Linked DNA regions of Homo sapiens: region 2 is linked to region 1. A link is an interaction called in ENCODE POLR2A ChIA-PET data of the cell type or tissue named here. Cell type or tissue: MCF 10A. All regions are shown on one strand. Links, peaks and the distances in the headings refer to the core of each region. The heading gives the core; the rest is flanking DNA.

What was found. ChIA-PET counts read pairs that join two places held together with the same protein. Peaks named below come from ENCODE experiments on the same cell type or tissue, not always from the same donor. Only the 100,000 strongest peaks of a DNase experiment are listed, where the experiment ranks them.
Region 2: POLR2A ChIA-PET joins it to region 1 with 5 read pairs; 3 of 35 experiments call an interaction of 5 or more read pairs at or near these places.

The regions. Positions count from the first base shown.
Region 1 is chr17:43,687,379-43,702,279 of GRCh38, forward strand. All of the region lies in intron 3 of LINC02594 (long intergenic non-protein coding RNA 2594), which reads left to right. It overlaps LOC107985085 (a long non-coding RNA gene), which reads right to left and starts at 3,385. Exons shown (of 3, transcript XR_001752895.2): 1 at 3,188-3,385. RefSeq lists enhancers at 3,214-3,714, 3,715-4,215, 14,216-14,375, 14,493-14,901. In MCF 10A, for the core only: a CTCF peak has its summit at 7,178; a DNase peak (open chromatin) is centred at 7,203.
Region 2 is chr17:43,607,922-43,622,822 of GRCh38, forward strand. It overlaps LOC124904008 (a long non-coding RNA gene), which reads left to right and starts at 5,704. Exons shown (of 2, transcript XR_007065763.1): 1 at 5,704-5,825; 2 at 6,098-6,274. In MCF 10A, for the core only: no CTCF peak of the experiment used is centred there; a DNase peak (open chromatin) is centred at 7,580.

The DNA of each region.
Region 1 (14,901 bases), core at 2,401-10,400:
GAGCCATTGTGCCTGGCCGAATATGCACTTTTAATAAGCATCAGCCAGGCTAGGCAGGCCGGGGGCCACACTCGAGAACATTTGCACCACAGCCACTGGCTACCTGCCCCTTTTTCCATAAGGTTCCACTGCCCTCTCTCCCCTCTATCTGGGTCTGTTCTTCAGGTTCTTCCCTGGGAGCTCTCTGAGTGACATAACTGTCCCCAAGTGCTGGGAGATGGAGAGAGGAATCACCAGACTGGAGCAGGCCCCCAGAGCGGAGATGGGAAGGGGAGGCTGGTGTTCTGAGGCTCCCGAGGCAGTGAGAGGTGACCGGAGGCAGTGAGAGGTGACCGAAGACAGTGGCTGAGAACCAGGGAGGGGCTGCGGGAAAAAGCCCTGGGTGCAAGTCGCTCTTTCCTTAGCGTCTTTGAGAGGAGGGATGGGGAAAGGTGAGGTACTAGGGAAAACCATCTGGAAGGAGGTCAGGCTGCAGAAAAGCTGCAGGAGTCTGGGGGACTAAGAAAACAGTGGGAGACCCCGCTGCAGCCCAGCACGTGAGGGTGAGAACGTCATGAATGAGGGAAGAGCAGGCAGGGGGTGGTGGCCTTGTGGCCTCTGGAGAGGAGGAGCCACATGACTCTGGGGTGATCTGGGGTGACCCTCAGGGTAAGGGTACCTCCCTAGCACTGAGTACAGAGGGAAGCCTACACTGCCAGGTGCAGTTTCCCTGGCAATGCTTCTCCTTCTAACACTATGTGAGTTTCCTAGTGCTGCTGTAACAAACTGCCATAAACCAAGTGGCTTCAGAGAACACAGACGGACTATGACAGTTGTGGAGGGAAGAAGTTTGAAAAGCGGGGTGCCCGCAGGCTGCAGTGCTTCTGCAGGCTCCAGGGAGAATCTGGTCCTTGCCTCTTCCAGCCTCTAGAGCCTGCCGCACTCCTTGGCTCATGGCCCCGTGTCATTGTAGCCTCTGCTTCTGCCATCACATCTCCTCCTCTGCCTCTCCTGCCTCCCTCTGTCCTTTATAAGAACGCTTTTGAGTATATTGGACCCATCTGGATAGTCCAGGATAAATCCCTCCATCCTCATATCCTTAATTTAATCACACCTGGAAGGTTCCCTTTGCCACATAAGGTAACATATTCACATTGGGACAGTTAGGGGATTGGGATGTGGACATCTTTTGAGGTGGGAAGAAGGAGCTGGGGTTCTTTTTAACATTTTTTTGAGACAGGGTCTCTGTCACCTAGGCTGGAGTGCAGTGGTGTGATTGAGACTCACTGCAGCAGCCTCAACCTCCTGGGCTCAAGTGATCCTCCCACCTCAGCTTCCTGAGTAGCTGGGACTACAGGTGTGCACCACCATGCCCAGATGATTTTTGTATTATTTTAATATTTTGTACACATGGAGGTCTTTTAATGCTGCCCAGGCTGGACTCAAACTCCTGGGCTCAAGCAATCCTCCCGTCTTAGCCTCCCAAAGTGCTGGGATTACAGGTGTGTGCCACCAGACCCAGCCCGGACCTGGGGTTCCTGTCTCATGTCAGCCTTAGCAATCTGGGTGACCCTGGGCAAGGCCTATCCCCTCTCTGGGCCTTTGTTTCTCCACCTGTGCAATGAGGCTGTTCCCTCTGGCTCCTTCACTCTGAGTTTTTCAGTTGGGAGAATATCTTGGCAGGGAGCAGAGGTCGGCGGGGGTGGTTGTCATTCCATTTCAGGGCCTCTCAGAGTCCTGCCGTGGTGTGCACTGTGTGTGTGTTTAATTTTCTACATTTGGATGTGATCCTAATCCAATAAATGCTTAGGAGACTTCTATAGAATAGATTAATTTTTACTAGAAAAAAATATAATTGGCTGATGTTAAGGCTACTGCCCTGACAAATCTGCCTTGGCCATATATCTGAGAAGGTAAAAGACCCGCTACGCTTGCACATAAATATGCCATCTTCCCCACAGGCCCTGGAGAAGCACCCCGGGGAGGTTTCCCTTGGTGATTTATTCTTCATTAATAAGCTCTATGCTATATTAGGATCAGATTTATGACTCTGCCTTTCTAATATTTCTGACATTTCATCTGAAAAGAATTACAAATGAAATCTTGAAACTTTGCCACTTCTCCCTGCTAGTGCTCTGGCACTCTGTGTCCAAGGGGAGATGGTGGGCTGGGGAGACCCCAAGAAGCAGGGACAGAGGCATGTTTCTCAGGGAAAGGAGCGATCAGCTTGACTTTGGGAGAGCTTTATTCAGTTTGCAAGCAGCTTGGGAGGTGAGCGGTTCAGGCGAGAAGGCTGCAGACCAGACCACAAGCCCAGCAGCAGCAGTGATGCCTGTAACATGTATGAGATGGTGGCAGGCACATTCATTCATTCAACAGCTATTTGTTAAGCACTTTACTGTGTGCCAAACACTGTGCTGCTTGGTGCTTGGGATACAGGAAAGAATAAAAGTGAAGCAGTGATGAAGATCTTGGCCTTCATGCATATGGTGTTCTAGCAGAGGTAGGGGAGTGTCAAGCACTGATGAATGAAAATCCTGAATAGGTAAAATATATCATATGTTCACACGTGGTAAGGGCTATGGCAAAACAGAAACAAACCCTCCACACAGGGAAAAGGGAACCAAGAGTGCCGGGTGGTCAAGTTGCAATGTTAATTAAGAAAGCACTTCAACTCATCAACTCAAGGAACCGTATTATCCCCATTTTACAGATGAGGACGGAGGCTCAGCGTGGATTAGGAGCTACACAAAGACACAAAGGGAACTTTGCACAACTTGAAAGTTTGCAAAGTGCCGTCTGAGCCATTAGTCTCCCTTCTCCCCACTGACTGCCCTACCACAATCACATGGGGACCATAAAAATACTGTTGCCTGGGTCCCGCTCCCCTGAGGCTTTGATTCAATTGGTTTGGATGCAGCCTGGGACTTGGCATGTGACTCTTGTGGTGCCAGGACTAAGAATCTTGTGTGAACTCCCAGCACAGCCTCTCAGGCCTCTATTTTCTCACCTGCAAGATGTGGGTAAAAATATTCACCCTGTACTGCAAGAGGATGTCAGGAGTGAAGGCAGAAACACAGCACCAGCCCTCCAGGACCCCCAACCCCTCCCCCACCCCAATCCTTCACCCCTGTTGTACCTTCTGACCTCAAAGTGGCTCTGATTATTTCACTCCCACAGGCCACTGGCTCAGAGGTATAGAGCTCACCTGTGGCAGATGGAGATGCGGATCTGAGGCTTCTGATGCTGCCACACCCAGCGGCGCCCCCCAAATTCCGGGCCCCTGGATGACATCTGGTCTGTTCCTGCAGCATCAGAGCACAATAGAGCCAGCCACCAGTCCCAGCCCTGCCTGCATCCCATCCATTCCTGGGTGCCTAACCCCGAGGATCCCCTGGCAGTATGATGCGGACCTGTCTTGGATCCCAGGGATATGCTGGCCACGGGGAGGAGCCGGAAACCAACCTTTGTGTCACTGTGTAGTGACAAGTGCCTTTGGAGGTCACAATAGCCAGTGGTGATTTCTACCACTGCCCCCAGCAGCCAAGGTGGCAGAGGAGCCCTGTCAGTCACCCCCATTCTGTTCATGGTCTCACGGTGGGCTCCACATGGGGGGTGGCAGCCCTCTCCCCCACCCCACCCGACCCCTTTCGACAGATAGGGTAATACAAATACAAATAACACCAAAAGATTGAGTTGCTGGGCAGAAAGGGACCAAAGGCCAGTGTGTGTGTGAGGGGTGGGGGCAGGGCAGGAGAGGAGCAGCAAAAGGCTGTGACCGCCTGGCTGAGCACTGGATACTCACTGAAGGGCAGGGAGGCTTCCTGGAGAAGGAGACCTGGCAGGGGCTGAGGGAGTGATGCCAGGCATGGGGGTTTGGAGGGACCCCAGGCATGGCATGCCTCCATTCCTCCCTGTGCTATCCACTCTATATAAGGGGTGCTGTGCAGGGAGACAGCTTGCATCCAAGCAGGGAGGCAGGGAGGATGAGAGGCAGAGAGGAGCCCAGCTGGGTTGATGGAAAGTCTGGGAAATGCAGGAAATCCAGGAGGGGGAGAATGATTCCAAGCTGTGGCCTGTGATGGGCCTTGAAACCAGGTGTAGGCACTTGGATCTGATCGCTGGGGAGCCAGAGCTGCTTCCTGAGCAGCAGAAGGGCAGGATGCGAATCAGACTAGGGGCAGTGGGAGGAACTGAGAGGCCTCAGGTCACCGGAGAAAATGCACAGGGCCGGGAGGCAGAGATGCTCCTGTTTTCTTGCTCTGGGGCTCAGGACAGTCAGTCACCCTGAGCTTCAGACTCAGCTCACTCATTTTGCAGAGATCCTGACGGCGATGCTTCAGGATGATCTGGGAAGAGTCAATGAGGTAAAATATGTGAAATATGCCTTGAAAACTACAAACCACAGCACATGTTCTGTTTTTGCTTCTGCTTGATGGACTCAGTGAGATGGTGGGGACAAGAATTAGAGAAGCCCATGAGGAGGCCAAGGGGCACCAAATAGACCCACCAAGGACCAGTGGGGACTTAGAGAAAGGATGAGTCAGAGAGAAATGACAGGAGCAGAAGGCAGGCCTTGTATGGAGGATGAAGGTGAAGATCATACACCATTAAACTTGAGAAAGAGGCGGGAGGAGCTGCCATTTCTTGAGTCTACTGGATGCCAGCAGTAGTGCTGGGCAAGGGCTTAACAGGTGGGGAAATCGAGGCACAGAGAGGTTAAGTAGCTTGCCTAAGATCACCCAGTTAGTAAGTAGCAGAGCCTGGCAGCTTAACTCCAAAGTCTTTGTACTAAAGCCAGATTTTCCAAATTTGCCCAACTGTAAGAATCACCTGGGCCTGTAATCCTAGCATTTTGGGAGGCTGAGGTGGGTGGATCACCTGAGGTCAGGAGTTTGAGACCAGCCTGGCCAACATGGTGAAACCCTGTCTCTACTAAAAATACAAACAATTAGCCGGGCGTGGTGGCAGGTGCCTGTAATCCTGTAATCCCAGCTACTTGGGAGGCTGAGGCAGGAGAATTGCTTGAACCCCAAAGGTGGAGGTTGCAGTGAGCTGAGATTGCGCCATCGCACTCCAGCCTGGGCAACAAGAGAGAAACGCCATCTCAAAAAAATAAAAGCCCGGGAGTTTATTACAGATGCATATTCCCAGGCCCCTCCTACGGAGGTTTTGAGTTAGTGAGTCCAAGGCCTTCTGCCTCTTCCCAATGTATTCATTATGCACCATCATTACTCTTGTTCAGATACAATGTGAGTGATAGCTTGTCTCTGGCAGCACAGCAGCCACACCCAACCAATCCAGACCTCAGTCATGAGGGTGCCAATCACAGCTAACATTTTTTTTTTTGAGACGGAGTCTTGCTCTGTCGCCCAGGCTGGAGTGCAGTGGCACGATCTTGGTTCACTGCAGCCTCTGCCTCCTGGGTTCAAGCGATTCTCCTGCCTCAGCCTCCTAAGTAGCTGGGATTACAGGCACCTGCCACCATGCCCGGCTAATTGTATTTTTAGTAGAGATGGGGGTTTCACTATGTTGGCCAGGCTGGCCTTGAACTCCTGACCTTGTGAGCCACCTGCCTCAGCTTCCCAAAGTGCTGGGATTACAGGTGTGAGCCACCGCACCTGGCCCACATAGCTAACATTTAATCAGCACATACAGGGCCATGCTCATCATTTTTTGCGCACAATGCCATTTAACCTTCACAACAGCCTGTGAGAAGGTGTGTTAGCCTCATTTTACAGAGGAAGAAACTAAGGCCCAGAGAAGTTATGCAACTTGCCCAAGGACACACAGCTTGAAGGAGCTGAGGTTTAACCCGTTTCTACGGGGTCTGAATCCTCCTTACCACCCCTATCTCCCCTGACTCCCAGGTTGTGTTTGGTGTACTTGGGTAGTGTCCAGCTGACAAATGAGATGTTTTAGCTTCAGACAGTCTATGCCATGTAGAAATGCACCCAGGACTGTGCATATTAGGGAGGTTTGCAAATGTGTCCACATTAGATAATTTTTCTCAAAATGCCCCTCACTGAACTTCTGTCATGCAGTATGTACTGAGCACCTGCCTCTTGCTAGGTCCCGGGAGAGAGGATGAAGAGGGCAGAGCCCCCACCCTCAGGGGACCTGAAAAATGGGAGTCCTTTGTGCTCATGGAAGCAGGGCCTTGGGGCCTCAGCACTATGGACATTTGGGGCCGGGTAATTCTTTGTTGTGGGGGGCTGTCCTGTAGATTGCAGGATGCTCCGCCGCATCCCTTGCCCCTGCCCTCTAGAAGCCAGTAGCACCCTCCAGTTGTGAAAGCCGTAAAATGTCTCCAGACATTGCTCCCAGTTGAGAGCCACTTCATTAAAGAAAAAAAAATAAAAAAGATTTCTGTATCCTCTATACATGGACTGAATTTCACTGACATTTCTCTAAAATAACTGAATCTATTTCTATACTCATTTTTTTTTACCAGCTGCCATTTTATTTATTTTTCTTTTCTTTCTTTTTTTAAGAAACAGGGTCTCACTCTGTCACCCAGGCTGGAGTGCAGTGGCGCAATTATGGCTCACTGCAGCCTCGACCTCCTGGGCTCAAGCAATCCTCCCACCTTAGCGTCCCCAGTAGCTGGCACGCCACTGTGCCCGGCTATTTATTTTATTTTATTTTATTTTTTTTGTGGAGACAGGGTCTCCCAATGTTGTTCAGGCTGGTCTCAAACTCCTGGGTTTAAGCAATTCTTCTGCCTTCATTTCCCAGAGTGTTAGGATTGCAGGCGTGAGCCACTGCACCCGGCCATTTTATTTCTTAACAAAGCACAAATCAAATGTACAATGCAGCTAGATTTTCCTTTATAAATAATGTCTAATGGATTTGTTTCTGTCAGCTGCCTAGAACATTCTGGTATCCCAGACAGAAGTGCAACACCAGGTGGAGGTGTTGCAGCTGAGAAGTTCTGACCAGCATACCAGCACCCCCTTAAAAGCTGTCTATACTTGCGGTTCTCAGCTAGGCTGCCACAGAATCGCCCAAGTCTTAAAAAAACAGGTCTCTGTCCTACTGCTTGAGATGCTGGTTCTCTAGGTCTGAGGTTCTGGCACCTGTGTGTTTTTAAAACTTTACAAATAATTTAAAAGCGCCTTCAAGTCCACAACAACAGAATATTTCCCTCCACTCCTCATTGTCCTGGAGTTCTCTAACAGTGCAGTTCTACAACTGGACACACGATGTCGCTTTTCAGCCACAGTTCTCACTAAGCGGCCCCACAGGGCGGCAGGTGCCTTCTGCAGAGAGAGAGAGAGGGCCTTGGCTGACAGGCCAAGACCGGGCATCCTGGCTCCTCCTCTGTACAGACTTTTCACAGATGTGAACTCTCCCTACTCCCTGTCTTCTGCCCCCAAATGAAGCCTCTCAGCTGGCAAGAGCTGAGAACTACCAAGCGAGCCATTGCTAATTTCTATTGTGTTTGGAACCACAAAAGGCAGAATTATTAAGGCTGTAAAGGACCTCAGAGCATCTGGTGCAGTGAGTTTCCAACTTGTGAAAATCTGATGTGATCTCGGACAAGTCACTTAACCCCCTGCCTCAATTTCTTCATCTGTAAAATAGGATAGGAATATATCTTGCCCGTCTGATTGTTATGAAGACAAAGAGAACAAATGCACATAAAGCCCGTGACCATGTGCTTTGTGAATGGAAGCTTTAATTTATTCATTCATTTATTTTATTATTTATTTTTATTTATTTATTTATTTTTGAGACATAGTCTCGCTCTGTTGCCCAGGCTGGAGTGCAATGGTGCGACCTCGGCTCACTGCAACCTCCATCTCCCGGATTCAAACAATTCTCCTGCCTCAGCCTTCTGAGTAGCTGGGATTACAGGTGCCTGTCACCATGGCCAGCTAGTTTTTGTATTTTTAGTAGAGACTGGGTTTCACCATGTTGGCCAGGGTGGTCTCAAACTCCTGACCTCGTGATCTGCCCGCTTTGGCCTCCCAAAGGAAGCTTTTATTTTTATTATAGTTTTACATAAGGATAAATTCAGCCTTAGTGAAGGGAAGTGACTTGCCCAAGATCATACAGTGAGACTGCTGGATCTGGGGCTCTACTTCAGAATTTTTTTTTGAGATGGAGTTTCACTCTGTTGCCCAGGCTGGAGTGCAGTGGCACAATCTCGGCTCACTGCAACCTCCACCTCCCGGGTTCAAGCGATTCTCCTGCCTCAGCATCCCTGATAGCTGGGACTACAGGCTCCCACCACCACGCCCAGCTAATTTTTATATTTTGAGTAGAGACAGGGTTTCACCATGTTGGCCAGGCTGGTCTCAACCTGCCTGGCCTCCCAGAGTGCTGAGATTACAGGTGTGAGCCACCACGCCAGTCTACTGCCATTGTCCATGATTTTTCCTACAGGGAAAATCACAATCCCAGAAGATAAGACAAAGAACAGTAAAAGGTGGCTTTTGAGGCAGTGAGTTCTACCTGAAGGTGGGAACAGCCCAGAGTGTCTGGGGACAGAGTGGTAAATTCTAATCAAGCCTTCCCATGGCTTTGTGGATGAGGATGAGTTTCTACCCTGAAGCTCGGCCTGTTCAGCCATAAAATCAGGATAATGGTGGCTGTGCCTCCTTAGAGTAGAATGAGAATCAGAGCAGAACAAGGGAAAGCTGCAGTGACTTGTCAGGTGTCAACCTTCAGCATGATGGGAGAGCCATGGGACCCTTCCCCTTTCCCTAAGAGAGCCAGCCCTCACAGCAGGCCTGGGATCCAATGCCCAGCACCCAGCTGGGAGCCCAGGGACCTTGGCCAAAATCTGGTTCTGCTTCAACTTGGTGCCCGGCCTTTGTCAAGTCACTTCCTCATTTGCAAACTGGGAGAGTTTGGATGAAACTATTGAATGAAATTATTTTGGGGGTTTCTTTCTGGCTCTCACAGTCCTCGCATGCTCACCATGTTCCCTTCAATTTCATTAGCACAGCCCAACAAAGGGTTAAGCAGTGGCAGTTCCTCTCGTTCTTTGGTTAGGACAGGAAGGTCAGGGGTGAGGCCAATACAAGAGGTAGCCGCCACAGCTGATGCTGGAAATGACAATAGTTCTTTCCTAGACTCATATTTGTCCCCTCTCCCTGAAGCTTTGCCTGCAGTGCCCTTGTAAAGAAGTTGGCAAGAAGCAGGAGTGAGGCTCAGCCCCTCTCTGAAATGGATACGCCGGTTGCTCCCCCTCATGGCTGGTCTCATTTGCCTTCTTCATTTTTAGACACATTCCAAACTTTTCAGCAAATTATAGTGTTTGCCAACTGGCCGTCTGGGGCCCAGGAGAGATGCTATTTATAGCGATGCTGGGATGCTGCCATCCCAGAGCAGCCTGGTAAGAAACGGAGCCAGAGTGCCTGGGAGTGGCGTCCTGCACCCTGGGGAGAGGCCAGGGCCCTGGAGCAGGGTGGCAAAGCTGGTGGCCCGTGGCAAGGACCACTGGCACATCCCCTGCCTGCCTGGGCCCTGGGGTCTGTGCCCATACCCCACACGGGGGGCTGCTTCCGTGCTCCTTGGAGAGACGATGGTGCTGTGGGGCCACTGAGCACAGTAAAGGCTAAGACCCACCATAGGTCAGCCCTTGCTCATGCTGACTGTTGCCCCATTTCCCTTCATTCTCTCACTCGTTCATTCCTCAGAATCTGCATCCTGGTTTTGTCACTACCTGGAGTTGTAAAGATACCACCAAGCTCACCTTGTGGTGTGAGCCTTGATTTTCCCCATCTGTGTAAAGGGTGGATCTGAGCTCCAAAGTTCCTTCTAGTCATATGCAGAGTGCATAATAAATGTGTTTGTATTCCCACTGTGCTCAGTGGGCACTGGGGCATGCAGAAGAGAAATTGGAATAAATGTGACCCTTGTCCTCCAGAGGCTCAGTACCAGACTGGAACCAGGACCCAGATGAGGGGCCTACCCAGAGAGGGCAGCGTGCTCTCCTATTTGTGTTAGGCGTTACCATTTACAAAGGGCTTTACGGCTTTGAAGGTCCCCACAACGCCCTGAGGAGGTGAAGTGTGGCAATGCCCGTTCACTTGGGAAAATACTGCATCTCAGAGAGACCAAGGGACTCGCTTAAGGTCACACAGATACAGTAAGTAAGTAGGGAAAGAGCTGGGGCCTCTGGGCTCCTTTTCCGGGGCTCTGGCCTCGGTTTTAACCCGTTCTCCTAGACCTCTCAGTCTCTGGGCCTCCCCTCTGTGTTCCCCACCCCCACTTTCCATCAAGAGCTCAGTTCTCTTAAGTTCTATATTCTCTCTTCCCCACCCCTAGAAATCTCTGCCCGCTTCCAGAAAAGGCTTTGATTCCGTCATTTTTGGCATTTCCCACCCAGGAATCAAGGCTGCCTCCTCTGTGAGGAAGGCGTGTGGAAGGCGAGCAGCTGAGGACACCTCTTTTTAAGAGAAGCTTCTCCATGTTCTTAGCCAGGTTATATAACTTCTTTTGCTTCTTTCTTTTCCACATTCTACATATTTTTCACAATGAGGATGTGTCACTTCTATAGTTAAAAATGGAAATCTTCATTTAAAAGAACAATCAGACACAAGGCAAGGTATGCTTACCTTCCCAATGACCAAGGAGCAGGGAGACATTGGTCGTGGAGGCCATAGGTGACCAGCCTTGAGGGAAGGGAAGGAAGGGGAGGTGCAGGGAGGCGCAGCAGAGGCACCCGAGTGTGCTCTACGAATGTAAGTCTGCCAGCTGCTCCTCTGTGCCTAGCACCCTGGAAAGCGCCCGCACACAGTGGGCCCTCAGCAAACTCCCACTGAGCAAAGGGCCCTGTGAGTAAGGACCTAGAAGCAGGGTGTGCTTGAGGCATGGGGTGGGAGGGCATCCAGCTTGGCTGGCGGTGGGAGCCGATGCAAAGGTGAGCTGAGACCAGACGGTAGAAGACCTTCAGTGCTGGGCCGAGGAGGGTTCCTTCATCCCATAGAGAAGAGCTGCCATCCAAGACAGAAGGCTGGGGAGTGACATGTTGAAATCAGTATCTTAGGAAAATAAAGCCACTGGCTGGGCCACTGGCTCCCCTTTGTAGAGGGGTCTACGAAGCTCCCGAGGTTTCAGATAGTCCCTGAGAGCCCTTCCCCTCGCGATGGGCTCCGTTTGAGGCATGTCCAGTGTGAAAGGACCACAGGCCACCTGAGGGACAGGACCAAGCAGAGAGCTAGTGACAGAATGCCCAGGGCTCCAAGACAGGGCTGGAGAGGTGGGAGTGGTCCCCACCTTGAGAGCCAAAGGGGCTGAGGGCTGAGGGTTGAAGGCCGAGAGCCAGGAAGGTCCAGGGGAGCAAAAGGGGGAGCAGAGGGGGAGCTGGAGGTGTTGGGGTGGTGGGTAGAGAGCCAAGATAGGGAGGGGACAAGAGAGGGGAGAATCTCAAGGAAAAGCAGGAGCATGAGACTGAGAGAAGGCCCCTGGAACACTGGCTTGAATGTGGCTGACATTGGCACTGCCAGTACTCATCCCAAACCAGGGAGCTCAGCCAGCGCCCTTTCTGCATGTCCGCTCTTTCATCAGACAGCTAGGAACAAGTTATACGAGATGATGTCCAAGTCCAATAAATGTCTAAGTCCTTTCCACTGGATCTGGCCCCAGCCTCCTCTCTGAACCATCTCCTATCACTCCACCCTATCCCTGCTGGCTCCTTCTGCTCCAGCCATACAGGCTTGCTCCTGGGCTCAGCTTGTGCCTGCCTGGGGAGCCTCGCGCTTGCTGTTTCCTCCTTGAGAAATTCCTGCCCTGGATAACTCCTTCCCCCACTTCCTTCAGATCTCTGCTCCCTTATCAGGGGGCTTCCCCTGGCTGCCCTATCTATAACAGCCCTGACCACTCTTTTCCTCTTCTCCTGCTTTCTTTGTCTTCCTGTTCTTATCACTAAGACATCACACATGTCTTAGTTGGCTTGTTTATATTCTGTCTCCACCCATCTTAGTCAGCTACTGCTGAAATGATGCTGTGTAACAAACCACCCCGATACTCAGAGGCTCCAAACAAGTGCTGATCTTTCTCATTTGTGAGTCTGTGTGTCAGCCCGAGCAGGGCAGCTCCAGGCTATGGCTTGGGTTTGGGTGGACTCCATGTCTCTCTCCATTCTCCTTGGACCAGCAGCTCCCTGGGGCACATGCTTGTCTTGGAGAATGGCAGGAACTTAAAAGCCAAGCCAAACCTCACAGCACGGTTAAGGGTGATCATGACACACCGCTAACATTCTAGTGGCCAAAGAAGTCTCATGGCCAAGTGTAATAGCAGTGGATTGGGCAAGTTTACTCTCTTACACCTGTTGTGAAGGGGAGTGGGAGGGGATGGGGGGGTGACCGTTTTCACAACAACAGTGCAAACTATCCCATCTCCCAATAGAACATAAACACCTTAAGGTTGGAACTGGGTCTGTATCCCCAGCACTTAAAATAGTTTTTGGCATACAGTAAGGGTGCAATAGACATTTGTTAAATAAATATACAGACTAACCAATTAGCATAATACAGATGACAAAGGTGTCTCTCTTCTGCCAGCTTCTGTGCCTGAAATGTTGATGATCTCCTCCCTATCTTCCTAACATCTCTCCTGTCCCCACCTGTCCATGCCCAGGGTTTGGCTGCTGTGACAGAAGTGTGAGAGCCTCCTGTCTCCCTTGGGATCCCAGTAAGAGCTTCCATGCCTCTCTCCCTGCTCACCTGGGCTCCCATCCCTGGGGACCTTCTGGAAACAGCTTCCAGGGCTCCCAGAGCTTACTTAGCCAGATTCTACATCTGGCTCCAGCTGTTATCCTAAGCTTGGCCTTGTTTTCTGATCTGACCACAGCTTCATCACTCCTACCTGACTGTGGGATTCTAGCCCCCAGTGGGGTGGGGGACCAAGGGTGACAATTACCTGGGACCTTGACTATTGAAAGGCTAATCAGGTTTGATTGGGAAAAAAGAGTTGCTAAAAAGGATTGTATTGGATAATTGGTGAGATTTGAACATGGATTTTATATTAGTATTGTGTTATTACATTTTCTGATATTAGTCATTCTTTTTTTTTTTTTTTTTTGACGGAGTTTGCTCTGTCACCAGGCTGGAGTGCAATAGTGTGATCTCGGCTCACTGCAACCTCTGCCACCCGGGTTCAAGCGATTCCCCTGCTTCGGCCTCCTGAGTAGCTGGGACTACAGGCGGGTGCCACCACACCCAGCTTGTTTTTGTACTTTTAGTAGAGACAGGGTTTCAACATGTTGGCCAGGATGGTCTCGATCTCTTGACCTCGTGATCTGCCCGCCTCAGCCTCCCAAAGTGCTGGGATTACAGGCATGAGTCACCGCTCCCGGCCGTTAGTCATTCTTATAGGTATGTAAGAAAATGTCCTTGAGGTATTTAGCAGGGAAGTTCATGATCTCTGCAGCTTACTCACAAATGGTTAAACAGAATGAGACTAAGAACAGACTAGTAAGAAAAGACTGAAGAATATAATTATTAGGCCAGGTGCAGTGACTCACACCTGTAAATCCCAACATTTTGGGAAGCTGAGATAGGAGGATCACTTGAGGCCAGGAGTTTGAGACCAGCCTGGGCAACATAGTGAGACCCCATCTCTACAAAAAAAAAAAAAAGTAAAAATTACGTGGGCACGGTGGTATACGCCTGTACTTCCAGCTTCTTGGGAGGCTGAAGTGGGATGATCAGAGGACCTCAGGAGTTTGAGGCTGCAGTGAGCTATGATTGCAGCACTGCACTCCAGCCAGGGAGACAGACTGAGGCCCGGTCTCTAAAAAAAAAGGAATCTATGTGAGTCTATATATTCGTGCAACTTTTCTATAGGATTGAAACTCTTTAAAATAAGCTTAATAATAAAAACAAAAGCTGGTGGGTGAGACCTTTCATGTACTCTCCAGGAGAGTTAAGCCCCCCAACATTCCTGTCCCCTTGTTTACTCTCAAGCACCCCCTCCCCCACCCAAGGACCAGGTCTTTGTTTACTGAGCATCTCAGCGATGAGCTCTCACCCCCTGATTTCATCAATTATAAATGTGCTCGCTACTCACCACACGGCAATTTGTGACGGACTGTGGTTTGTGGTGAGAGTAGCACCATCCAAGTTCACCGCAGCCGCGAGTAGAGATGAGGGTTGGGGCCAGACACAGGGCTGTGGGGGCGGCAAGGGCACGCAGGCAGCCCTGCCACCTTCCTGTTTGTCAGCCAAGTGAGGCTTCCGAGGGCAGCGGGCGAGCGGGTCACTACTCAGGGCCAGCTACTGCGGCCAGGCCAGGCTAGTCAGGTCTGTGCAGCCAGAACTAGAGGCTCCGCCAGGATGTGAGGTCTCCCAGCTCCTGGGAACTGAAGCAAACACTCTGACTACCCCTTCTTGAAGTGCCTTACGGTGTATACATTTGTTTAATCTGCACAACAAACCTAGGAGCAGTTATTGTTACTGTCCTCATTTTGCAGATGAGGAAACTGAGGCAAAGAGAAATTAAGTAACTCCTTCAAAGTCTGGTAAGTGACAGAACCAGATTTTACCCTCTTACTCATTGTCCATATTGCCGAGTAACTTACATTAATAGATACTATGCATGTTTATTTTATTTTTTATTTTTTTTTAGAGATGGGGTCTCATTCTTTTTTTTTTTTTTTTTTGAGACGGAGTCTCGCTCTGTCGCCCAGGCTGGAGTCCAGTGGGGCGTGATCTTGGCTCACTGCAAGCTCCGCCTCCCTGGTTCACTCCATTCTCCTGCCTCAGCCTCCCGAGTAGCTGGGACTACAGGCACCTGCCACCACGCCCGGCTAATTTTTTGTATATTTAGTAGAGTCGGGGTTTCACCGCGTTAGCCAGTATGGTCTCGATCTCCCGAACTCGTGATCCGCCCACCTCGGCCTCCCAAAGTGCTGGGATTACAGGCGTGAGCCACCGCGCCCGGTCCTCATTCTTTCACTCAGACTGG
Region 2 (14,901 bases), core at 2,964-10,963, 79 kb before region 1:
AGACAGGGTTTCACCATATTAGTCAGGATGGTCTCAATCTCCTGACCTCGTGATCCGCCCGCCTCGGCCTCCCAAAGTGCTGGGATTACAGGTGTCAGCCACCGCACCCGGCCAATTTTGTATTTTTAATAGAGACGGGGTTTCTCCATGCTGGTCAGGCTGGTTTTGAACCCCCAGTCTCAGGGGATCCACCCATCTCGGCCTCCCAAAGTGCTGGGATTACAGGCATGAGCCACCGTGCCAGACCAATTTTTTGTATTTTTAGTAGAGATAGGGTTTCACCATGTTGGCCAGGCTGGTCTCGAACTCCTGACCTCAGGTGATCCACCCACCTCGGCCTCCCAAAGTGCTGAGATTTACAGGCATGAGCCACCACACCCAGCCTTGGATAGCAACTTTTATTGAAGTGGTGGTGTACAGCAGCAGCAGAGAGACTGCTCCTTGCGGAGTATGGCTACCTCATAGGCAGTGTGCCCAGAGTGGCAGCTCAGAGGCAGTTCTGCAGTCATATTTATACCCACCTTAGTCATATGCAAATTAAGGGGCAGAGTATGTATGCAGAAATTTCTGAAAAATGGGTGGTAACTTCTAAGTTGTCAGGTTGTTACCATGGAAAGGGACAGTAACTTCTGGGTGTTGCCATGGCAATGGCAAAGTAACATGGCACAGTGGAGGCCATGTCTTAAAGAGAGGTGCTTTCCCCTCCTTCCCTGTTTTAGCTATTACTCAGTCTGATTCATTGCTGAGCCCCATCTCTGGAGTCAAGTCCCACCTCCTACCTCAACATGACCAAATCTAACTGCAAGCAAGGCTGGGAAATATAGTCTCTCTTGGGCAGCCATATGCTCAGCTGAAATTCTAGTCTGTCGTTAATGGAAGAAGAGGAGGATGGATATTTGGGGCCACATCACCTTTCTGTTGAGGCAGAAACTAAGACACAGAAAGGCTAAATAGGCCGGGCACAGTGGCTCACACCTGTAATCCCAGCACTTTGGGAGGTGGAAGTGGGCAGATCACTTGAAGCCAGGAGTTCAAGACCAGCCCAGCCAACATGGTGAAACCCCATCTCTATAAAAATACAAAAATTAGCCAGGTGTGGTGGTGTGCACCTGTAGTCCCAGCTACTCAGGAGGCTGAGGAACAAGAATTTCTTGAACCTGGGAGGTGGAGGTTGCAGTGAGCTGAGATCACGCCAGCCTGGGTGGCAGAGCAAGACTCTGTCTCAAAAAAAAAAAGAAAACAAAACAAAAGAAAAAGCCTGGTGCAGTGGCTCAGGCCGTAATCCCAGCACTTTAGGAGGCCAAGGATCAGCTGAGATCAGGAGTTTGAGACCAGCCTGGCCTGCATGGTGAAACCCCATCTCTACTAAAAATACAAAAAAAGGTAGCCAGGCGTGGTGGCGCACGCCTGCAGTCCCAGCTACTCAGGAGGCTGAGGTAGAAGAATCACTTGAACCCGGGAGGCAGAGGTTACAGTGAGCTGAGATCGTGCCACTGCACTCTAGCCTGGGTGACAGAGTGAGACTGTGTCTCAAAAAAAAAAAAAAAAAAAAGGCTAAATGAATTGCCCAAGGCCACAGAGTCAGAACTCCATGCCATCAGTCCTGGTGCCATTGCAGAGAGAAGTGCCACTGTTACCAAAACACTAGGCATTTGGTCTAGGTCCTGCTGTTCGCCACATAGAAAGCTAATGATGACTGAGATGACAAATATTGTCAAGGAAGAAGACTGTAATCGGGTCCTACAGCTGAGAAGTTGGGAGCTCAGTCTCAAATCCATCTCCCCAGTGGACTAAAACTAGGGGTTTATATAGCAGGGAAGAAATGTAACAATGTTCAAGATAACAGGAACTAGGGAGGGGCAAGGAAGCAATCATAATGAATAAGGAATGGGCATCTATCTCAATGTCCGGATGTGGCGATCTGGTGAGTTTCAGTTCTTTGATACTTTTTTTTTTTTTTTTTAGAGGCCTGAACTTCTTTTCCTGAGGAAGGAACTCAGATAAAAACAAATGTAAGTTTCAAGCTTTAAGACCAGAAGGGGCAATATCTATGTTTATCCAAAAAAACTGTCTGTTTATTGGGTAGGTCTCACCACTTTGTCTCCTGAATGTCTTCCCGAGGAGACTCTGATCTCCTTGAGGGCAGGGCATGTGCCTTTCCTGTCTGGAAGGCACCTAGTAAATGCCCAATAAGCATTGGTTGTTATTGTGAAAGAGCAGTAACTGATTCACAGCTGCTTCCATAGCACTTCCTGGACTCCAGCACTCACTCCGGACCAGGCTCAAGTTTCTGGATGGGTAGGAGGGCTGGCTGGGAACAAAAGAAAACAAAGGAAAGCTGATTTGGTTCTTTGTTCTGTGTAGCCCTGTGCTAAGCTTCCCCGTCCTCCAGCAGCTTGCACAGACCCTGGTTCCAGCACTTGGAGTTTTACTGCAATAATGCTCCATTATTGCTGTGTTAGAGTGTTATTATGTATTTCCATGTCTGTCCCTCCCCCTAGACTGGAAATGCCTTAAGGTTTCTTTAGTCCCAGGACCTAGATCAGTGCCTGGCATATAACAGGTGTCTTGTAAATGACCGTTGACTTCATGAGTGGGTTTTATGTATTGTATTGTACTGTAGTGTATTCTAGAGTATTGTATTCTAGAATATTGTATATGTTTGAGACAGTCTCACTCTGTCACCCAGGCTGGAGTGCAGTGGCATGATCTGAGCTCACTGCAACCTCCACCTCCCAGGTTTAAGTGATTCTTGTGCCTCAGCTTCCCAACATAGCTGGGATTACAGGCGTGCACCACCACACCCAGCTAATTTTTGTAAGTTTAGTAGAGATGGGGTTTCACCATGTTGGCCAGGCTGGACTTGAACTCCTGGCGTCAAGCAATCTGTCCGCCTCAGCCTCCCAAAGTGCTGGGATTACAGGCATGAGCCACCACGCCCAGCCAAATTTTTGCATTTTTATAGAGACGGGGTTTTGCCATGTTGGCCAGACAGGTCTTGAACTCCTGGCCTGAAATTATCCACCTGCCTCGGCTTCCCAAAGTGCTGTGATTACAGGCATGAGCCACTGCACCTGGCCTGCATGAGTGAAGAACTGAAAAAGGAGGACAGAAGGAAGGTTGGGGACAGGATCGAGGTTTAGCAGGGTGTCAGAACCACCGTACTAGCCAGTTTTACTGCAATAATGCTCCATGACAAGCCCTCCCAGAACACTGGCTTACATCAACCAGTGTTTATTCACATATTTTCCCCACTCATGAGTCTGTGAGTGGGGAGTCGCCACTCATAAGGCTGGCTCTGCTGGGGCTGAGCTATACTTGGCTCTGGGCTTAACCTTAGGTATGCTCCGTGTGTTTCTTCCCTTTCTTGGGCAAGTTGCTGTTTGGCATGTGCCCTTCTCATGGTGAATGGCAGGAGTGGAAACATGGTGCCACTTCAGGCTTTACCTTGGAACTGGCATGCTGTTGCTTCTCACATCCCATTGGCCCAAACTGGTCACATGGCCAAGCCCAATGCTGCTGGGTAGGGAAATATATTCCACCCACTCTCCTGCTCCAAGGTCACAAGGTAAGTCACATGAAGAGCTGAAGAACAATCTACCACAGCTTCCCTGAAACAAAACCCAGAACCTCTTATGTTCCTCCAGTGAGAAACTCTAGAAGAGTGGCTGCTGGTCCCTGAGTGCCACTTGTGGTCCTGATAGCCCTTTCCTCCTGGGTTTATGGCAGAAAGAGACAATTGTCCCCATTGCCCATTGCCCCTTTCTTTCTTTTAGTAATAGAACACTCCAGGTTTTAGTTAGGCATGTGGTGCCCACTAGGGGCCACATTTCCCAGCCTCCTTTGCAGCTAGATGTGATCATGTGACTAAGCTGTGGCCAATGGGATGATGCACAAATGCCACAGGCACCTCCTGATGACAGTTGGTATGAGGAAGCTGCATGTCCTCCCTTCCTCTGTCCTCCTTGCCTTGGGCTGGAATGTGGGCTCACATGGATGGTGAGGTAGCTTCAGCCATGAAGACAAGGACAACACTCCAGGATGACGGAGTAACACAGCAGAAGGAATCTGGGTGTTCACACAAGCTCCTGGTGTTTGCCCTGGTTGCCTGCCCAACCCTGGTCCCTAAAGTGAGAGAAAAATAAAATTCTCTTCTGTGTTATATTTTTGTTTCTTCCAGCATCTTAGCCTGTATCTCAACTCACATAAAGTCCCTCACTTGTCATCCCTTTGCTGCCCCTGCTCTGGCACCTAAACACCCCTTGCCTACCTTTTATCTCCCATTCACCAACGTGTGGACCCAAATCCCTTTTCTTGATTTTCCTTAGCAAAATGGAGACAGGATGGAGTTTTTAAAAATCGTAAACTACAAAGAGTAGTCAACGGCAAAATAGAACCCAAGAAATGAAGCAGAAAGCAATCAAGTTTCCATCACAGAGATACCTCGCCCCATCATGGCCATTACCCAGGGCAGTGTGATTGGGCTTTGCCCAGGGGGCTGGAAATTTAGAGGATATGGAATTTAAAACAATAATTGCGGAAAGTGATGAAAGTGAAACTGTTGTGACATTTTTAACATTTTGACAGCACATGCACCCCTGCATGACACAGAAACAAAGGGATTTGGCCCTTCCATAGGAAGCTTCCAGAAGGCCTGTGGTTAATAACACCTCCTTCATGATTCCTAGATGGAAAACCAAAGTTGGTTTGAGGGTGTGTTTCAGACCCTTGCCTGAGGCAGCCGAAGTGCCAGTTAGAGCTCTGTGTCCTACCAAAGGTGACTCACCCCATGGACTCTGCACCTTTTCACTCTCACCTTTCAGAATTTCCAACTATTCCGATTTCATGGCCACTTTTATGGAGCTTCTTGATCCGCAAACTTCAGGCTACTTCCCTCCAACCCACATCATCTTATCTCCTGCCCTCTCTGACCTGGGCTCCTGGCCATGACATTTCTTTCTTGGCCAAGACCAGGAAAGTTCCCCCTAACTCTCTGGAACCCTTCTTCATCATGCCAGGTTCCATTCACAGTGACTTGTGTCATCCCTAGACCATTGCCAGGAATCTGATGATGAGTCCAAGAAATAACCTGTGACCCATATTTTCCAGAGTCCTGCAGGAATTTGACATTTGTAGATCTCAAAGTCTCACAATTGCTTTTTTTTTTTTTTTTTTTGTCTTTTTTAGATGGTCTTGCTCTTGCTCTGTCGCCCAGGCTGGAGTGCAGTGGTGCAAACTTGGTTTACTGCAGTCTTAAGTCTTAACCTCCTGTGCTCAAGTGATCCTCCTGCCCCAGCCTCCCAAAGTGCTGGGATTACATGCATGAGCCCCCATGCCCAGCCCAACAATTTCTTAATTATACTATAGCCTTTGCTTCCACAGGAAGGAAGGGAGGAAGAAATTATTTTTTTTTCCGAGACGGAGTCTCGCTGTGTCGCCCAGGCTGGAGTGCAGTGGCGTGATCTCGGCTCACTGCAAGCTCCACCTCCCGGGTTCCCACCATTCTCCTGCCTCAGCCTCCTGAGTAGCTGGGACTACAGGCACCTGCCACCGTGCCCGGCTCATTTTTTTGTATTTTTAGTAGAGACCGGGTTTTACCGTGTTAGCCAGGATGGTGTCGATCTCCTGACCTCCTGATCTGCCCGCTTCGGCCTCCCAAAGTGCTGGCATTACAGGCGTGAGCCACCGCGCCCGGCCGGGAGGAAGAAATATTAAGGGAACATCTAGTATGTGCTAGATATTTTCCTATTTTCTTTCTCATCTAGCTGCAAGATCATATGATAACATGAGACAGCAGAGAGGAGAAGACCCCTGTCTCACAGCCAGTAAGTGGTAGGGCTGAGGTTTGAACTCGGGTTTCTCCAACTCCAAAGCCTGGGCTCTTTCCTTCATGCAGTCTCCACACAAGAACTTGCACAGGTGCTCAAGGGTGCTGAGGAGGAGTGTTTGGTTGAAGATGCAAGAAGAGAGAGAGATTAAATGGGAGTGGGCTTAGATGAGGGAGGAAGAAGATGATGGGGAAGGAAGGTGGCAGACGGACTGAGTGATGGAGAAGGGAGGTGGGGGAGGGAAGGGTCACAGGGTTCTGCTTTGACAGGGATTTGGGATCCCAAGAATGGAGCTTTTTTTCCACACTGTGCCTTGCTGGAATCACCTCACGTCCCCACATGCGATGAGCTCATCCTTCTCTTGGCACCACCTGCCTCTCATCTTGGCCCTGGCTGGGACGCACCAACGTTTCTGCAGGAGGAATAAAGCAATAACAGGAATCTCATTTTTCTCCTTAAAATAATATCTCTCTGTTCTGCCAGCAAGCAGGGAGCTACTCCTGCCAGCACTCCAGTGGGAAGCCTGTTCCCAATCCGATAGGATTAGTCTGATACTGGCTTCCCAGGAGCCCCCAGTAGCCAAGGCAGCCCTCAGGTGACCTTGAGCTCCTGGCTACAGATCCCCTGATGTCCTTCTCAGCCCCCAGATAGTCACTCACCTCCATGCCTCCATCCCAGGCTCTCCAGGGCAAAGGGATGCTATTCTCACTAGTCCCAGGCTCCCCTAGCTGGTAGCTCCTTCACCATCTCTCTAGGACCTAACCAATTTCCTACAAGGAAAGGATCACTGGAAAAACCATTTTGAACAGGAAGAATTTAATTTTTTTGCAACAGGCTTTCCCCTCTTTAAAGAAAAGAAAGAAAAAAGAGTCCTCATTTACCTAAAGGTCTGAGTGCCTGGAAATTTCTTCCCTGTGTGCACATTACCCACTTCCTGGCTGCAGGGATGGAAGGACTCGGAGAATTCGAAGGATATTAAACAGATTCATAATGGACTCAGCAGTATAAACATGTCTCAAGTGCAGACAGAAATGCCACAAGCTCCTACTTGGTTTAATGAAAACATACACCAGTTGTGTCTGTGTTCCCATTTTACAAATAAACAAGGTGGGGAGATGGACTCGGAAATTGTCCCTGGGGAGCCAGGTGCCTCTGTTCATTGCAATTTCAATGGCTTCTCCTGCCCACAAACAACTCGGAAAAGAACGCTTAATGTAGCCTTGCAGATCAGTGCCAAAAGGCACAGCAAATGGGAGACGCCTGGCCAAATGGTCCGCAGCCATTCCTGTTCTTTGTGGTGATGCTCCGCGTGGCTGGGGGCTCAGGGGCCCCGAAGACGGTGTTACCAACCGAACAGCTCCAGGCAGCAGGATGTACACAGGACGGTGCATTGGGAGGCCTGGGTTCAAATCCAGCTTCTGTTCCCACTGCCAGCAGGCTATGCCATCCCAGGCACCTGACTCCACCCCTCTGCCTCCAGCCAGGTTTGCCTCATCTGTGAAACGGGGTAACAATCCCAGACCTGTGTCGCCGCATGATCGCAAGGGCTCTCTGAGACAAGGTGGGCCAATGTCCTGGGTTAAGATGTAAATGACTTCAGGAATGGCCATTTTTCTCATTTTAATTCAAAATCAGTATTTCCTATTACTGGTTCTTTCAAATCTAGAGCTGGAGGGACTGTGTCACAGTCAGAAAGTCTAAACAAGTCGAGGCAGGATCATTGACTCAAAGGCCAGCATGACTAATTTGGCCCCATAGCTAGTTAGTTCGGTGCTAGGAACATCCACCAAACCAGTGAGCTGGCTGGGTTGACCCGTGGGTTTGGTCAAAACGGCTGCCTGGTTGTTCCAGCAGGGGCACGGCCCACATCTGGACAGGGAAGGAAGATAGATGTGGACATTGGAGCCAGCATGCCTGGGTGTTGCTGTGTGACATGAGGCAAATTCTTGAACCCTCCTGTGTCCTGGGCTCCTCATTTGCCAAATAGGGACTAATAGAAGGCCCTCAAAGGAGACTTGGAGGATGAAATGGTGGAGTTGTGTGAAGCGCCCTGGACAGTACCAGCCCCCAGCAAGTGCTCTGCAAGTGTTAGGTAATATTTGTGTCAGGGGAACTCTAGGCATTAACAGCAAGATGTTTCTAAAGAATAAAAGAAATTCTCAGATAAGGAAACCGAGGCTCCTAAGTGGGGCACGATTTGAGGAAGTTCACACAAGTTCAACTCGCATTCAACTGACATTTTCCAGGCACCGTGATCATAGTAATCATCGCATGGTTAACATTCAGGGATCCCTTTCTCCATTCCAGGAAGAGTGCAAAAAATATCTTGTGCTTTAAAGAATCAAATTCTCACCTCTACTCTGTAGGGAAAACACCATTATGCCCATTTTACAGTTAAGGATATTGAGGCCCAGAGAGGGAAAGGACTTTTCCTGACCTCAGGCAGCTGGTAGCTGGGATTAGCCCATTTTTCTTCCCCAGAATGCTCGCTACCTCTTTGGCTAGGCTTGGGCACCTGGTTCTTTATTCTTGGCCCAGACTCCAGTGCTCCCTGCTTCACTCCCTGTGGCTTCTTCCTCTGTACTTCAGGCTTCCCAGGGCCTGGGTGTGCAGTCTCACCCAGCGTGGGGACATGGGACAGGACAACTTTGAGCTCAGCCTGGGGCCTGGATCTGTGTCCAGGTGGGCGTCACTGTGTCTCCCCTAATCTCCTTGTCCAGCACTACATTTTTCATTGTGCTTGGTGAGTGCTTGCAGCATTTTTCCCCCGCAGGTTTTTGGCCATGCTCATGTCCAAGGCTCTAAGGATTCTCTGTTCTCAGATAATAAATAACAAGTTTCTAAGTCTTCCAGAGAGGTGGGAAGGGAGATGCTCAGCAGCTCCAAGGCCTGAAGAGGCCTTGGACCTAACCCAAGAGTTCCTGGCATCCTGGTTCATCTGTCCCCAAAGATACCTACTTTCCCACCTCTCTGGCTGGTGTGTACATTATCCCCAAATTCTTCCCAAGGAAAATAAAAAACAAGAGTGGAGAATCAGAGAGAGAGAGAGAGGGGAAAAAAATACCAAACCCTTGGGAAGAGAATAATTATTCCTCTTACTCATCATCACTTTATAGTGTAGAGCAGAACCTACTGTCCTAGACCAGGCAAGAGAGGCCCCTGGCCTGAGTCTTCACTTTATAGCTGCTCTTGCTTTTGCCAGCCACGCCCCTCTCCATGGGGTGAGGAGTCCACAGGGAAGGGATGTGCCCGTCTGGAGCCAGCACCCGCTGATACACCGTGCTGGGTGTGCCTGGACCCTGGAATGTCCTGCCCCAATGGCCCTGAACCCACTTCCAGGATCTGCATGGGCTTCTTCCTGGAATCCATCTTCCCCAGGCCCCCGCCACCCCACCCCCAGTGTGTGCACCTCTGGGCTGAGGGGTGTGTGTGTGTGTGTGTGTGTGTGTTAGACATTAGGGCTAAGGCATCCTCATGCATCTGCCTGAAGCCCTTGCTGTGCAGGACGGAGCTGGCAGGAGGAAGGGAAGGGAGAATGGGCCATGAGTAAGGGCCAAAGGCTGGCTTCTCCCCATGCTGGGGTGTTCTACATTGAATTCCAAAGAGTCCAGGGACTCCAAATTCAAACCTGGCCTTCCAGGGTGTTATGACAGAATATTTGTGAGAGTTGGAGGATAAAACATTTCATTTACGAGTTTACTAAAGTTGATTTTTTTTTAGCTCTTTAAGTATTTAGACATATGTAGCTGAACTTCATCTACACTCTTGCCCCAGGCCCTGCAATTGTTAGGAGTTGGTCTGGTTTCCACATCCCTTTTCATCTCCCTACAGACACATCTCCTTCAGTCACCATAGCTGGGTATAATCACTTGCACTTACAAACGAAGAAGGCTCTGAGGCTCCGGGAGGTTAAGAACTTGCCTGACTTGGCCGGGCTCAGTGGCTCACGCCTGTAATCCCAGCACTTTGGGAAGCTGAGGCGGGTGGATCACGAGGTCAGGAGATTGAGACCACAGTGAAACCCTGTCTCTACTAAAAATACAAAAAATTAGCTGGGTGTGGTGGTGGGCGCCTGTAGTCCCAGCTACTCGGGAGGCTGAGGCAGGAGAATGGCGTGAACCCGGGAGGCAGAGCTTACAGTGAGCTGAGATTGCGCCACCGCACTCCAGCCTGGGCGACAGAGCGAGACTCCATCTCAAAAAAAAAAAGAACTTGCCTGACTTTGCATAGGTGGGAAGTGGCATAAACTGGACCCAAAACCAAACCCCCCAACCCCACATCTGGTTCTTCCCACTCCCCTGACCACCCCCATGCCCTGCCTTGGAGACTCTTTCCCCTCTAGGAGGTGGTACCTTTCTCCTCTGTGGGTGCCCAGGCTGAGTGGTCAGTCAAGTGGAAGAGGCACATGCAGGCTTGGGGGCGGATATAATAAAACAGACTCACTCCAGCATGGGGGGAGAGCAACAAGGCTCTTGTTTCTCTTCCTTCTAAGTAGGTGCTCTTCCCCTGTCTTAATTGGGGGCAACCGAGAAGAGCACCTACTTAGAAGAAAGAAAAACGACAGCCTGTTGCTCCTCAGATTGGTGATTCCTGATAGCTCCTGTTTCAAAACCATAACCTCATCAGGCCCCGCTTCCCAAAGCTCCCCTCTCCCAACAAACAGAGTTTTCCATTGTAGAGAAGGGAAGAAATGCGGCTCTAATCCCCTTCGTTCCATGATTTCATCTCCTTCTCTCTCTCTTCCCTGGGGACTCCAGGCAATCACGTGGAGGAGGGAAGGTGGGGCGGGGAGGGGAGCCAACACTGTCTTCGCATGATCTGGGGGGTCATCCAGGGCTTTGGGCAGAAATAGGGGAGCTGGAAGGTATAATCCATCCCCTCCCTAGCAGCCAAGAGAGCTGGAAAACTGGGAGTCTTCCATGAGGCCACCCTCCCTTAACCTCCCCACTGGCCCACATGCCACTGATTTCACCTCCTTGACTCTGTCCCCAGTCATGTATCATGAGTACATGTGTCATGGATCCTCTTGCTGCCTGAGCGCAGACCTCATCATTTCTCACTGAATTTTGCAACAGCTGCCTCAGTGGGCCTCTCAGACTCCAGTGCTGTCTGCCTTGGGCCTGTCCTCCACCCAGCTGTCCCTGTGATTCTCCAGGTCATGCCCCAGGAGCTCTGCAGCACCAGCAGGGTGAAGCCCACACTCCAAATGGTGCCCAAGGCCCTGCCTGTCCTCTCCCCACCTTCTCTCCAACTCAGTCATCACAATCTCCTCTTGCTGCTTTCTTTTTTTTTTGAAACAGGTTCTCACTTTGTCACCCAGGCTGGAGTGCAGTGGTACGATCATGGCTTACTACAGCCTCAACCTCCACATGGAAGGTTCAAGCAATCCTCCATCCTCATCCTCCCACATAGCTGGGATTACAGGTGCAGGCCACCACTCCTGGCTAATTTTTAAAATTTTTTGTAGAAATGGAGTTTTGCAATATTGCCCAGGCTGGTCTTAAACTCCTGGGCTCAAGTGATCCACCCACCTTGGCCTCCCAAAGTGCTGGAATTACAGGCATGAGCCACCGTGCCTGGCCTTCCTTTTGGCATTTTATGATCCGTAACTCCAGATTCCATAAGGTGCTGTTCTGGTCTCTACAAGGCTGCTCCTGTTGCTTTCCCTCCTCCAGGAAGCCTCCATACACACATGCACACACACACACACACACACACACACACACACACACACACACACACACGTATGCACAGGCGGGACCACCACTTCTCCTTGGGGCTTCTGTAGAGTCCTCTGTGCTTCTCTCTCTCTCGTGTGCACTGACCACGTTTTCCTCCAATCATCCTCTTGTCTCTTACCCACTAAACTCCTTGAGGGATACATGGTTTCTGCATTTTTGCATTTTTGCTTTCCCAGGTCCTACCAAAGCTCTTGGCCGATCAGCCTTACCCCATGCTCCCACACACTTAAGGGAAGCAGGCAGACTCTCTGCTCTTAACCCTGTGCTTCCTATCCACACCTCCCAGCCTATCCTGCTGCCTGGCACGACCCCACTGCAGAGCCCTTCATTTCTTCCATCTAAAGATGACCCTGACCCTACCCCTTCCCCGGCCCCACCTCTTTCTGCCCCGTGCTGCCTAGGGCCTCCTCCAGCCCGCTGCCCGCCCACCCTGGGCTCTGCTGACACAGGGCTGCTGTGTGTTTTACAGACTTGCAGCCCTTGTTTGAGGTAATACAGAGTTTCCAGGAAAGAGCCACATAGAATTGAATATCATATTTACATATATTTTTTTAATTTTTAAATTTTTTTTTTTTTTGAGACAAGGTCTCACTTTGTCACCCAGGCTGGAGTGCAGTGGCACGATCTTGGCTCACTGCAGCTTCTAGCTCCTGGGCTCAAGCGATCCTCCCGCCTCAGTTCCCAAGTAGCTGGGACTACAGGCGCATGCTACCACACCCAGCTAATTATTTTTTTTTGTATTTTTCGTAGAGATGGGGTTTCACCATGTTATCTAGGCTGGTCTCGATCTCCTGAGTTCAAGCGACCCACCAGCCTCAGCCTCCCAAACTGTTGGAATTACAGGCATGAGCCACCACGCCCGGCCTGAATACCATCTATTGTTAGATCGAGAGTCAACAAACTCTTTCTGGAAAGGGCCAAATAGTAAATATTTTAGGCTTTGTGGGCCAAGAGCAAAATTAAGACTTATATAACAACAGAGAAAACACATTTTCACAAACCTTTTATTAACAATTCAAAACAATAATAATAATAGAAAGAGAGTTATTTTGGGGAAATGACATTTGGCTTAACTGAGGTTCAAAGTTGGTGTTCCTTCTCATCAAATTGCTTGCAAATGTTCATCTGTAAAAACCATTCTTAGCTCACAGACCCTACAGAAACAGGTGTGGGTTGGATTTGGCTGGTGAACCATAGTTTGCTGAGTTTCATAGTCTCTTCAGCCATCCCCAGCCTCTCTAACCCTCCAGTGCTGGCCCTGGCCTTTCCTCTCATTGCCTCTCCAGACTTTTCCTCTCATCTGCTGTCCACCTGTCCTCTCACTCCACCCCAAGGCTTCCCCGCAGACTCTAGGAGAACTGTTTTTTTGTTTTGTTTTGTTTTTTGAATACCGAGTATTTAAATCCTGTTAGGCTAAATTTTTCCTATCTTGGCCAGCAGTCAGCAAGCTGCAGTTTGTGAGCCAAATCTTAGTCTCCTATCTGTGTACATTTGGTGAGCTTAGAATCTTTTTTTTTTTTTTTTTGAGACAGAGTTTTGCTCTTGTTGCCCAGGCTGGAGTGCAGTGGCACAATCTCTGCCTCCCGGGTTCAAGCAATTCTCCTGCCTCAGCCTCCTGAGTAGCTGGGATTACAGGCATGTGCCACCACTCCCAGCTAATTTTGTATTTTTAGTAGAGACGGTTTCTCCATGTTGGTCAGGCTGATCTGAAACTCCTGACCTCAGGTGATCCACCTGCCTTGGCCTCCCAAAGTGCTGGGATTACAGGCATGAGCCACCGCACCCGACCTTCTTTTTGGTCTTTTATTTATTTATTTATTTATTTGAGATGGAGTTTCGCTCTTTTGCCCAGACTGGAGTGCAGTGGCGTGATCTCGGCTCACTGCAACTTCTGCCTGCCAGGTTCGAGCAATTCTCCTGCCTCAGCCTCAGAAGTAGTTGGGATTATAGGCACCGCCCCCACACTATGCCTGGCTAATTTTTTTTTTTGAGATGGAGTCTCGCTCTGTCACCCAGGCTGGAGTGCAGTGGCGCAATCTCGGCTCACTGCAACCTCCACCTCCTGGGTTCAAGTGATTCTCCTACCTCAGCCTCCTGAGTAGCTGGGACTACAGGCACATGCCACCATACCTGGCTAATTTTTTTTTTTTTTTTTTTTTTTTTTTGTATTTTTAGTAGAGACGAGGCTTCACCATACTAAGCCAGGATGGTCTTAAACTCCTGACCTTGTGATCCTCCTGCGTCAGCCTCCCAAAGTACTGGGATTACAGGCATGAGCCACAGTAATTTTTGTATTTTTAGTAGAGACAGGGTTTAACCATGTTGGCCAGGCTGGTCTCGAACTCCTGGCCTCAGGTGTTCTTATCTCAGATTGGGCTAGGTCCTGGGTGGGGTTAGGGAGGACAGAGGAGGAAGCTTTTCTTTCCTAGCCTAATAGACCCATTAGTAAGGCATTTCTCACCTGTGAGCCAGTGGTTCTTCCACCCATTCCAGGGAGCTCGGCTCTAATGCTGTACCTGGGCCTCATTGCCAGAGAGTCTGGTTTAGATGGGTCCCCAGAGCACATTAAGCACTGTCCTCTGCCAAGGTGCTCAGACTGCAGCTCCTGTCATGGGGACAAGGATATCTTCTTCCTGTTCCAGAGTCAGTGACCTTGTGGTGTGACAGATGCCACGGGGCCACATGTGTGCAGTGGAGTGGGAGCCCAGAGGAGGGGTACCAAGTGGTTCTGAAGGAGTCCTGTGTGAGCATCACCAGGAAGTGGGGGTTTCTGAAGTGACCCATCCGGTTTCCAGAATGAATTTGTCAGAGGTAAGGACCAGAGATGTCCAGAGTTTCCTGTGAGTCTGCACCCAGGCAGGTGAAGGTGGTAAAAAGATTCTGATCAGATGCTAGCAGCCTGGCTGGGCGCTGACCTGGAAAGCACTTTGTCAATCCTGTGGGCCATGGATGTGAGGGTGAGAGATTGCACCTGCTTGAGTCTCTGGCAGAAAGGCTGCCTTCCTCTATACTCTCAGGGGAGAGGGGCTAGCGTTTCTGAGGGCCACATAGAGCCAGACTGACCCTTCAGGGGCAATTCTCCTCCTTCTTTTTATTATGAAAAATGTCAAATGTACAGAAAAGCAGAAAGATGAGTACGCCATATACCCACAACTTAGACCCAACAAGAGGCGACATTTTGCCATTCACTTCTCTCTCTCTGTCTTTAAAATCATGTATTAAGCTGGGCACAGTGGCTCATGCCTATAATCCCAGCACTTTGGGAGGCTGAGGTGGGCGTATCACTTGAGCTCAGGAGTTTGAGAACAGCCTGGCCAACATGGCAAAACCCT